2 separate regions of the Homo sapiens genome follow, and region 2 is linked to region 1. A link is a loop called in an ENCODE intact Hi-C map of the cell type or tissue named here. Cell type or tissue: Caco-2. All regions are shown on one strand. Links, peaks and the distances in the headings refer to the core of each region. The heading gives the core; the rest is flanking DNA. Region 1 has its middle 85 kb from the start of LINC03125. Region 2 overlaps LOC101929707 (a long non-coding RNA gene).

What was found. Hi-C counts contacts between places; a loop is a spot of excess contacts. Peaks named below come from ENCODE experiments on the same cell type or tissue, not always from the same donor. Only the 100,000 strongest peaks of a DNase experiment are listed, where the experiment ranks them.
Region 2: it touches region 1 in a loop (18-fold over the local background); 1 of 110 quality-filtered maps calls a loop at or near these places.

Annotation. Positions count from the first base shown.
Region 1 is chr20:23,229,929-23,235,304 of GRCh38, forward strand. No RefSeq gene overlaps it. Among named protein-coding and RNA genes, the nearest start is that of LINC03125, 85 kb to the left of the region's middle. RefSeq lists a silencer at 2,291-2,491. In Caco-2, for the core only: no CTCF peak of the experiment used is centred there; DNase peaks (open chromatin) are centred at 2,493 and 3,103.
Region 2 is chr20:23,022,497-23,027,872 of GRCh38, forward strand. All of the region lies in intron 1 of LOC101929707 (a long non-coding RNA gene), which reads right to left. Among named protein-coding and RNA genes, the nearest start is that of SSTR4, 10 kb to the right of the region's middle. In Caco-2, for the core only: no CTCF peak of the experiment used is centred there; a DNase peak (open chromatin) is centred at 2,375.

The DNA of each region.
Region 1 (5,376 bases), core at 205-5,204:
GATAGAATATGTGTGTGTCCATAGACATATATAATGCATTCATATATTGGGGATGAGTTTTTAGATTTTTGGGGATCTCAGAGGCCCAGATGGTTCCACCGACTGGTGGCCCTGAGGAGCCACACTGCAATGCCAGACTCTCCGCCGTCCACAGCCCCCACCCACCCAGCAGCCCAGTCATGCCCACCTCTGCCCTCCAGCTTCCATTCCACCTGGCATCTGGCCTGCCTCTTCTCACTTGCTCCTGCTCTGCCCAAACACATATGGAGGATGCACTTTGACAAAAAGGACCAATGTGGAAACCACACCCAAGTTAGATCCTCAGACAACAGCCAGAGCAGACAAGTACCTGTCACTGAGTGAGAGGGAAAAAGGGATTTCCATGGTCAAATCAGGGAGTATTCTTGCTCTGGGTGTCTCTGGAGGAAGCTGCCTCCTGCTCCCTCTTCTCACCTCTGTCTCCCTCTCATCCTCCCCTGCCAGTGTAGACATCACAGGAGGATGCCTCCACACACCATTGGACAAGTGAGTTCACATCTGAGGTGCATATATTTTTCATGATAGTTTTAATTGTCCAGAAAATTAACAATGAAATGATGGAGTGGCAGAAAGAAAGCAAGAAAAAAACCCTGAAAATTTACAATCTAACTCAGAGAGAACAACACTTTTAGACATCAGGGCAGTGAGAAAAGAATAAATACTTTGTTAATGAATAAAGTGAAGCAGAACAAACAGGAACGTGTACCTAATAGTGCTGGCCCCGGGCGGGCATGTGGTTCAGGGAGATGAATGAGTGAAGTGGTAAATAACTGATGGCGAAGAGGGGCCCTGGCTCCCTGTCCCTGCTGCCAGACAGCTCTGAGGCAGGATTGCCCAGCCCTGCTCATAAGAACCCCCTCCCATGTCAGATGTTCCTCCCCTCCCATCTCACTTCCCCACCTCCTCACACCTGCGTTTTGGGATCACCTCGCAGGTGCGCCGCCCACCCCCAACACCGTGTCTTGAGTCTGCTTTCAGGGTGACCACATAAACACATGTCATCAAGTCCAATGGACACGACCTCCTGTCCAGTGGTACCACAAGGTGTGGTGTGTGCAGACTGCAAGTATTTCTTGTTCTTCCAAATACTAAGGCTGCGCTACGTGTGGTATCAGTCATTGTCACTGTGTTTTCTGGACGGGCATGTCCCAGAGCTGGGGAGTGAGACTTCCACCAGCTGGATGCAAGGCACCATGGCACTGCGTATCCACCTGCGCTCCCTGCATCCGAGCCACCTGCTCCAGCATGTGCTTAGGCGGAAGCACTCGTCTAGCCCCCACAGGAAGCAACTCCACCTTATATAGGAGACAGAATTTCCTGCTGCCTGGCCCCACTGCCTGCAAGCTCTTGGTGTGTTTTTAATTCCATATCTTTTGGTCTTGACAGGCGCGTTGCCTGTTACTAGTTCCCAGCTGCTGGGCAGAGCTGCCCTCCAGTCACTAGGGCTTCTGTTACTCCTCTGTCCCAGAAGGAGCCTGCTCTTCCAGCTCCCCAAAGAGAGGAGGGATCCAGGCTTGCTCTAAGAGTCCCACACCCAAGACATTGGCCAACTCATAGCCCGGGCCACCTGGCATTTGTTCAGTCACCTGCCAAACACTCTTCTCAGCTCCCCTTCAAAATCCCACACCTTTACCCTGCATGCAGAAATGGAGGTCTTGGGGGGCACTGCGATGCACCAGTCTTCTCCCTGCTCCACACAGTGCCTCCACCTCTGCCCTCCTGTCTCTCCTCTGCTCGCTCTGTGATGCTCAGTAGGGCTGTGAGTCAGCCCCAGGCCTGGCCGATTCCCACCCCAGCATTTCCTTCAAAAGCTCCCTGTTCCCTTTGCCCCACAGCCTTCCTGCAGGTTCCAAAGCCAAGGTCTCCACCTGGCCTCCCGTGCCAACTCCCAACCAGCCCCGGAGCCCACACTAAGGCCACAGGAGAGTGTCCCCATGTGACAAGATATTCCAGTATTCCAGGCCCGTTCCCACCCTGCCAGCTTGTCCTTTTAGCCTGTCTCTTCTCCTATTCTGCCCAATCCTGCTGGATGACCTGGTGTCACTAAATATGCCTTTGTTATGAAGAATTACCCAAAACATGGGGATGAGTCAAAAGATTACTATGTGACCCTCTGACAGCCACACCAGAGCATTGGCTGCCAAGTAGGCCTGCCTGAGAGTGACCAGATTTCCTAGGGGAGGTAATATGGTGGTTTTTAAGAAATGTCCACACACTCTGATAATCCTTCCCCAAAGGGTAGAACTTAGTTTCCCTCCCCTTGAGTGGGCTAGGCCTAGAGACTCACACCTAGAGAACAGAACACAAAGGAAGTGATGAGCTGCCACTTCTGAGATTAGGTTATAAAAAGACTGTGGCTTTCATCTTGACTCCTCCCCCTTCCCCTCCCTCCCCATGTCCCTTTTCATCACTCCCTGGGGGAAGGAGCCACCAGGTTTTGTGACCAGCCGTACAGAGAGGCCCCCTTCACGCAGAGAAGATCTGGAGCCTCTGCCAAGAGCCACCTGAGTAAGCCTGGAAGCGGATTGTGAAGCACCTTCTGAAGACTGCAGCCCAGGCTCACAGCCTGACCGAAACCTCATAGAGACCCTCAGAAACTGTGCAACACAAGAAATGTGTGCTGGTTTAGGCTGCTGAGTTTTAGGGTGACATCGCACTAAAAAATTAAATTGTTTGTTGGTTAAGGACCAGACTCTATGAAGTTGGATGTTAACTTGTTGAATATTGATACATTGCAACCCTTTCTGCTGGCAGAGTAAATAACCTGAAAGATAGTGGTTCCATTGTCCTACAGGACATTAATCAGTCGCGTATCTGACTTTATCATTGGACTCTCTCATTCTGATATGCACTGTCAGTTTTTCCAGTCCTTTGAACCAGCTTTATCATTTTAGTTCTCTCACTAATGAACTAAGTAAATATTTGATACCAAAATATTTGTGGGGGAATCATATGTTAGCTTTTGAGGCTTGCCCTTTGATACTGTGTCATTCTGTGCCTTTGCACCTCTGCCCTGCTTTACCTGTAGGTGGAAGCCCTTCCCTGTCCCAGCTACCTGCTGTAAAAAAGCTTTCTCTGTGCCCTCTCGGGAGAAGCTTTCCCTGGCCCTGGGAAGAAGACATCCCCGCCCTCTCCACGTCCCCGTGGCACTTTGCTCATGAGGCTATCAGAGAATGTCTCAGACCACGTGGATCATGTTGGGGCCCAACCCCAGCTGTGACTGCTGTCCAGGCCTTTGTGTAGGAAGTGAGGGCAGGCTGGGGCAGGGCTTTGCGGGGGACACATCTTCAGAAGAGGCTGGGGTGGTCCTGGCGACCCGTTCGAATAAAGGAGTCCTTTTGCAAGGAGTTGTCATGCGTGTGCCAAGCCAAGGGCGAGAGACTAAGGCTCAGCTTGGGGGAAGGTGCGGATGGAAAACTTGGGCCTCTACTGTTCATCACATAAAAAAGGAGAGAAAAATGCACCAAGGATAGAGGGACAGAGACAAAAAAGGAGAGAAAAATGCACCAAGGATCGAGGAACAGAGAGGCTGGCGTAAAGGGAGCCAGAGTGTGCGAGGAGAGGTGAGGGGTGAGGAGGGGAGGCCAGGCTCATCAGGAAGTGCTGTGAGGCTCCTTTAAGGACAAGCCCCTGCATCCGGCCCAACTTCATAAAGGACAAGCTCTGAGTGGGGCAATCATGAGTTTCATAAGGGCATGGAAAAAGTTTCATTTGTCTTTGAGTCTTCTTCCTCCATCCAGCACATAATACATAGATGCTTGTTAACCAAGAGATTCACCAGTAAATGAATGTCTCTTATATATTTTTTTAAAGCAGGTATCCTGAAAAACATTTTCCTCAAAATATCTGCTAAAGCATTACTTATTGGTGCCTCTAAGCACATACCCTTCTCATCTGTGTTAGCACCACCCTTTTCTCTTTCTTGTCTTAAGGCTTCCACAAGGCTATCAGTCAGTTTTTACTGCCTAACAAGCCACCACATTTCCTATTGCCCCTGTAACAAACTACCACAAATTTAATGACTTAAAATGCCACACATTTGGCCAGGTGCGGTGGCTCATGCCTGTAATCCCAGCACTTTGGGAGGCCGAGGCAGTTGGATCACCTGAAGTCAGGAGTTCGAGACCAGCCTGGTCAACATGGTAAAACCCCATCTCTACTAAAAATACAAAAAATTATCTGGGCGTGGTGGCATACACCTGTAATCCCAGCTACTTGGGAGGCCGAGGCAGGAGAATCAGTCAAACCTGAACCCAGGAGGCGGAGGTTGCAGTGAGCAGAGATTGCACCATTGCACTCCAGCCTGGGCGACAAGAGAGAAACTCCATCTCAAAAAAAAAAAAAAAAAAGCTACACATTTATTCTCTTACAGTTCTGTGAGCCAGAAGTCCAAAGTGAGTCTTCCTGGGCTAAAATTGAAGCATCTGCAGGGCTGGCTTCTTCTAGGGGCTGCAGGGAGAATCTGATCTTTGCCTTATCAGCTGCTAGAGGCCTCTGGCATTCGTGGGCTGCATCATTCCAGTCTCTGTCTGTTGCCATAACTTGTCTTCTGTCTGACCTCCACATGTCCCTCTAACAAGGCCTTTGTGATTGCATTGGGCCAACCTGGATAGTCTGGGATGCTCTCTCCCCATTTCAAGACCCTTAACTTCATCACATTCACAAAGGCCCTTTTCCTATGGAAGGTGACATATTCACAGATTCTGGGGATTAGGAAGTGGACATCTTTCTCTGTAGAGGGGGGTGAGGTCTGTTATTTGGCATTTTGTTCAAGGTTAAGCACCAAAACCATGCATCCCTCTCACAATTTGGGCATTTTTCAATCCGAGCTTGGCTGACTCATGCATAGGCAGCAGCTGTTGGGCCAGCTGAGGGCTGGCTGGTTGAGGATGGCCTCAGCTCAGACAGCTCATCTCTGCTTTTGTGGCCTCTCACCCTCCAGCAGGCTAGGAGGGGCTTGTTTACATGGAAGCTGGACATGGTTCCAAGAAACGAGGCAAAAGCACTCAAGGCATATTGAGGTGCAGTCTCAGAATTGACCCAGAACCCCTTCTACCTCATTCCACTGGCTGAAACAAGTCATGAGGTCAGCTCAGGTTCTAGTGGGGAGTAAGTCAGTGGAGCTGCCAAGTCATATTGCAAAGGTCAAGATATAGAGAGTGGTGAAAGATTGCAGCCAGTTCTGCCATATGCTATGGTAAACACCTAGCTGCTGCAAAATCTTTCATTCCTTGCATATTATCAAGTACCTGCCAGGGCACAGCTTACAAACAAGAAAACAGCTCCAGGAACCCAAACTACCAAAGACTCTAAGAAGCAGCCCCTTGTCCTGTCTGT
Region 2 (5,376 bases), core at 73-5,072, 210 kb before region 1:
TCTGGTACCGTTGGTGCCAGTAGGAAGGGAAAGAGGGGATGTCGAGTTTCCATCCCAGGGGGCAGCAGTGAGAGAAGGAACATGCCTGGGGGCAGTGGAGACCCTCTTCAGACAGACACCAATGGCCAACCAAAGTCAGGAGCACTGGTTCTCAAACCGAAGCACCAGCAGAAAGAGACCCTCTCTTTCTGTTCATGCTGTCAGTAGACTGAGGTCTGAAAAAAAATTAGAGCTGCCTTTGCAATGATTTCATCAACAGTTGAACAAGTTAAATGCATTGCTTTGTCCTATTCGGTTGTGTCAAAGAATTAAAAGGTAAAGATGAACCTCTAAATTTAACATTTTATTTGGGAAGAAAGAATTGCAAGACCACATATTGGGTGGTTTTCGGTGTGTCTAAAGAACAAAGAGATGGTTGGAGGTTTTATAACAAAGAGAAGTGTTATGTATTGCTCTTTGAGAAAGTTCATTGGCACTAGTACAGTTCCGGTGAGGTGGCAACTTTTGATTGGTAAGTAATGGAATGGGTATAATTGGTCTTAGAGTTGCAGCAGGTCATTTTAGCAGCTATTAGATAAAACTGGTTTCAGGTTACAGCAGCCAGGCTTGCAGAAAATTATATTCTTGGAGCAATGTTATGCATCCTGAGCACCTTTCCCTCTTGGCTTCTTGGCGGTTTTATTTGGATATGATAAGAATGACCCGATTTGTATGATCAACTTTCACAGTTGTTTCTTGTGTGTCTTTCTGGCTCTAAGCATTTCTAACACCTTAGAATAGCAAATATGGAAGAAAAACCAGCAAAACATGATACTCTTTAGTCAGCAGAAAGAAGAGAAAATGCAGAATGCTCATGGACATCTAGCTCCAGTGATGGGGGCTGAAGGGAGCTGAAGGGAGCACCAGCAAGTGAATGAGGGGTGAGGGGTGAGGGGTGGGGGACCGCAGGCCCCTACTCCATCTTTCTCAGCCTTTCTTTTTCATTCAAAAGACCACTAGGATGGCTAAATAGTAGAAAGGAGTATTTTATTGGTGAAGCCATCCTCACAGGGTTAGCAAGAATTCTGGACAGAAATAGAGTTATAATTAAGCATTAATCAGCCTGCACTTTGACCCACTTCCTTGTAACTGAAAGTCATGCAGCACTGATACTGACCACTGGCATCCCTATTGTTCCTATGAATAGGATTTCTGATGTTAGAATCATAAGGCTTTTGTTTAAGAACTGCCTAGGGTGTTTTCCAGATCCCAGATTCCTACTAAACACCCACCAGCATGAAGACCCCCATAGAAGAACAGAATCAGCATGAGAAACAGTTTCACCACTTCCCCATCCCATGACTTCACCCTGCACTTTTCAACCAACCAACCGTCCCCACACTTCAGCCCACTCCAAAACCGTTAACATCCCTTATACCAAACTCCTCGGTGTAAGGTTCTTGTATCGGTTCAAACCCCCAGAGCACGCCAACAGACAACAGGAGGCAGTGTGGAGCAATATGCTGTTCTAATGAGTGCCTGCGTGCAGGCAGGCTGAGGCCTAAAATGGAGTCAGCCCCAAGTGAGGACGGGGCATAGGTTTTACAGTCTCCTGTAAACAGGAAGTGTCCTAGTATAATGTAACTGCTACATTGTACACAGACGGCCTCTTTCTCGATCTTCAGGGGTACCTGTCTTCCGGCCAGGGTAGGTGTCTTCTGGCCGGCTCTCTTCCTGCTTCTGCTGACTTGCTGATGCACGCTGCTGACACAAGTGGCCTTGCGCCCTGGGACTGGGCCTGAGAAGGGAGGAGTCATTCATCTCCTTAAGCTTTCAGGCCCCAGAGAGAATTGTACACTTGGAGAGATGGATTTAAGGTTCCTTCCCATCTTCTAGATCAGGGTCCTAGGATTCAATCTCCTTCTCTTTGTGAATTGGTGTCTTGGCGGATTGACTAGCCCTGTGCCTCGTTCATGGATTTATTTCAGTTACACTGGCAATATAAGTTTGCAAACCAGGAAGAGACTGTCTCCAGCATATGACATTGGCGCTCTCTCTTTGAAGAGGGAAGGGGCAGAATGGATTTTATGTCTCACAGGGCCTGTATCACACGATAGAGTTACATGTACTCAGTAGGTTTGGGGGAAAGCTATGCATGTGGAGAGGGGAGGTGAGCACACGCACAATAGGCACAGATGTATTACCATGCATTCCGTGCTCCCTTTGGGGTGGGGTTTCAGCATAAAAATAAGGTAGAATGTGGCTTTTTCCATCAAAAAGTGAACTGTAGGAGACAAACACAATGTGTGCCCAGTCTCTGTAAGCTGCTGGAACTGATTTGACGTCTTCAGTTGCTTATCAGAAAAGAATGTTTCTAAGGTCCTCTGTCCAATCAGAGTTGTGGTGGTCTGGGTTGTAAATCGGAGGTAGGAATTTGCCTGATAGCTCTTATTGTTAGGGAGTTTAGCAAGGGTGTGCTTTTCTTGTAGCCCTAGGAATTTAAGGAGTTGCTCCACCAGAGAAGAAAACTTTTCTGTTTTCTTAACCTTAAAGTCCACCTTAGTTGATAAAGGGCATCTATTTTGGTCTCTCCGATCTCAGTTTCATGTGCTACATTGCAGTATGTATGAAAAGAAACAATTGTCTTTATCATTTCATTTTTTTTCTGATTTCAAGTATAGTTCATGCTTGTTACAGAATATTTGGGGAAAAGCAGATCTTTTTAAAAGAAATACTACCCATCATCTCACTACTAAAAAATAACTATGTTAGTTACTAAAATTGTTCTTCCTATATGTCTATACGCACTTTTGAAAAGTAAATTTCCACAGAAAAGTTGTAACAATAGTTCAAAGACTTTCATGTACTCCTTTCTCACATTCACTTGTTTACATTTTCCATTATGTGATTCTCTTCCTGTCTAAAACACTTGACAGTAAGTTATAGACATCCTGCAAACTTACTCTCTAAATATTTCAGCTGGCTTTTCTTAAGAACAAGGACATTCTCTTACATAAAGAAAATTGTAAGGTTCTTGTATCGGTTCGAATCCCGAGAGCGTGCCAACAGACAACACGAGGCGATGTGGAGCAACATGCTGTTTTAATGAGCGCCTGGGTGCAGGCGGGCTGAGGCCTAAAATGGCGTCAGCCCCAAGTGAGGACAGGACAAAGGTTTTATAGTCTCCTTTAAACAGGAAGTGTCCTAGTCTGACGTAATTGCTACGTTGTACCCGGATGGCCTGTTTCTCAATCTTCAGGGGTACGTGTCTTCTGGCCGGCTCTCTTCCTGCTTCTGCTATCTTGCTGGCACAGGCTGCTGATGCAAGTGGTCTTGCACCTTGGGACTGGGCCTGAGAAGGGAGGAGTTACTCATCCCTTTAAGCTATCAGGCCCCAGGGAGAATCTTACAAAAATCAAGAAATTTCACATTGAACAGTACCAGTATGAAATGCACAGGCCACATTTGAATGCTGCCAATTGTCCCAACTAGGGTCTTCCTAGACCCTCTCCCTCTCCTCGGCACCTGTCACTTGACCCGCATGTTTTTGAAGAGTAGAGATCATTTATTTAGTAGAACATTCCTCAGCTTGGGTTTCCTGATGTATCCTAAGGAACAGATTCAGGCATGCATCTGGGGCAGTGATGCTGCAAACAGGACTGGTGCTCTTGTCAGGGCATCACATCCGCTATTACGTGATGCAGGTTCATCCCAGTGTTGCTGATTTCAGCTTTCATCACTTGGTTTAAGGTGTTGCTCACCAGGTCTCTCCACCAGAACTGTTACTATTTTTCCCTTTGATATACCTATTTTTAAAAGTGAAATTCCCAGTCATTTTATCTTACATTGACCGAGAATGTTACTATGACTTTAGAAAACAGCTCTGTCCCATAAAAGACAAAGAACTTCACTTGAATCCTCCAAAGATGGTGACAGGTGGATGTCAAAGAAATGTAGGCATGGAGATTGTGGGGTTTGCTCTGGTACCGTTGGTGCCAGTAGGAAGGGAAAGAGGGGATGTCGAGTTTCCATCCCAGGGGGCAGCAGTGAGAGAAGGAACATGCCTGGGGCAGTGGAGACCCTCTTCAGACAGACACCAATGGCCAACCAAAGTCAGGAGCACTGGTTCTCAAACCGAAGCACTAGCAGAATCCTCTGGAAGGCTTGCTAGATGCAGATTCCTGTGCCCCAAGAGTATATAATTCAGAGCATGGAGGGTAGAGCCCAGAATGTGCATTTCTAGGCAGACTCAAGAGAATGCTGAGGCTCCTGGTCTAAAGATCCCAATTTGACAACCAGAGGCCTAAAAGAACAACACTTGGGCCATTCTTGGGCTTCTCTGAAAGATGAGTGTCAAATCAGTCACTCAGCAAATATTTATTTTTAGCATGAATTTTGTTACTAAAACAGAAGAGTTGAAACCTGCTGGTGTAATTGCATCTAACGCTATGAAAAGACATCTCCAAGAGCTACTCCAGATTCGGTCTTTGAAGATGATTGCCAACCCCTTGCCATCCTGTAGCCAAGCTTCCAGGGGGGTTGCAGAGAGTGCGTACGTATAAACCTTAAGCACACCTTCTTTTACTCTGAACATGGCTCCATCCACACTTTTCCAGCCATATTGAACTGTGTGAACAGTGTTAACAGCCAAAGATTCTCCAGTCCAGGCACCCACCCAGAATCCAACTCTTATTGCCAAGTGAGACTACTGAGGGCCAGAACAGGCAGGAGAGGGGAGGTCAAGAGAAGCAAAGGCAAGGGGCCCTCTGCTCCAGCCTCACAGAAAAAAAAATGAGTCCTTAGATTGTCCCCCATCCACCCATGCACATGGTTCCATCCTGCCCACCTTCTCTGATCTAGAGGAGAAGGCTGAGTAATTATCCGAATTCTCTCCCATCGTGAAGTCTGTCCCAGGCCCCAAGCTGAAGGAGGTTTGTCTTCCCTGCTCCCTGAGTCACTGACCCAGGCTCAGGTCTGGCTGTCATCGCATTGGGAGAGCTCTTTGCTTACCTGCCTGTCTCTCCTCCCACAGCAGAGTGAGTTCTCAAGAGTAAAGGGCAGGATTTCGTTTTCACCTATCCCTCAAAATGCTTTATCCAATGTCTGGAGCTTACAAAAACCTAGATGGATGAATGAATTAATAAATAAATGAACAGGTAGCCAAGGACTCCAGCCCTAGAAAGCCAGTGGGATTACAAGGCAGAAATCCCCTGTCTCAGGAGCCTAGGTGCCAGCCCAGGAGCAGCACGGCAGGAGAGAGAGAAAAGCCACATGTCAGGGGTGTGGGCTGGGGACTCAAGTTAAAGGACAAAGCAAGAAGTCAGTCCTAACCTGTGTTAGGAAGAAGGCAGGCCCAGTGCTCAGTGTGTGCTCAGCTTGAAGACAATCAGTCCCAGA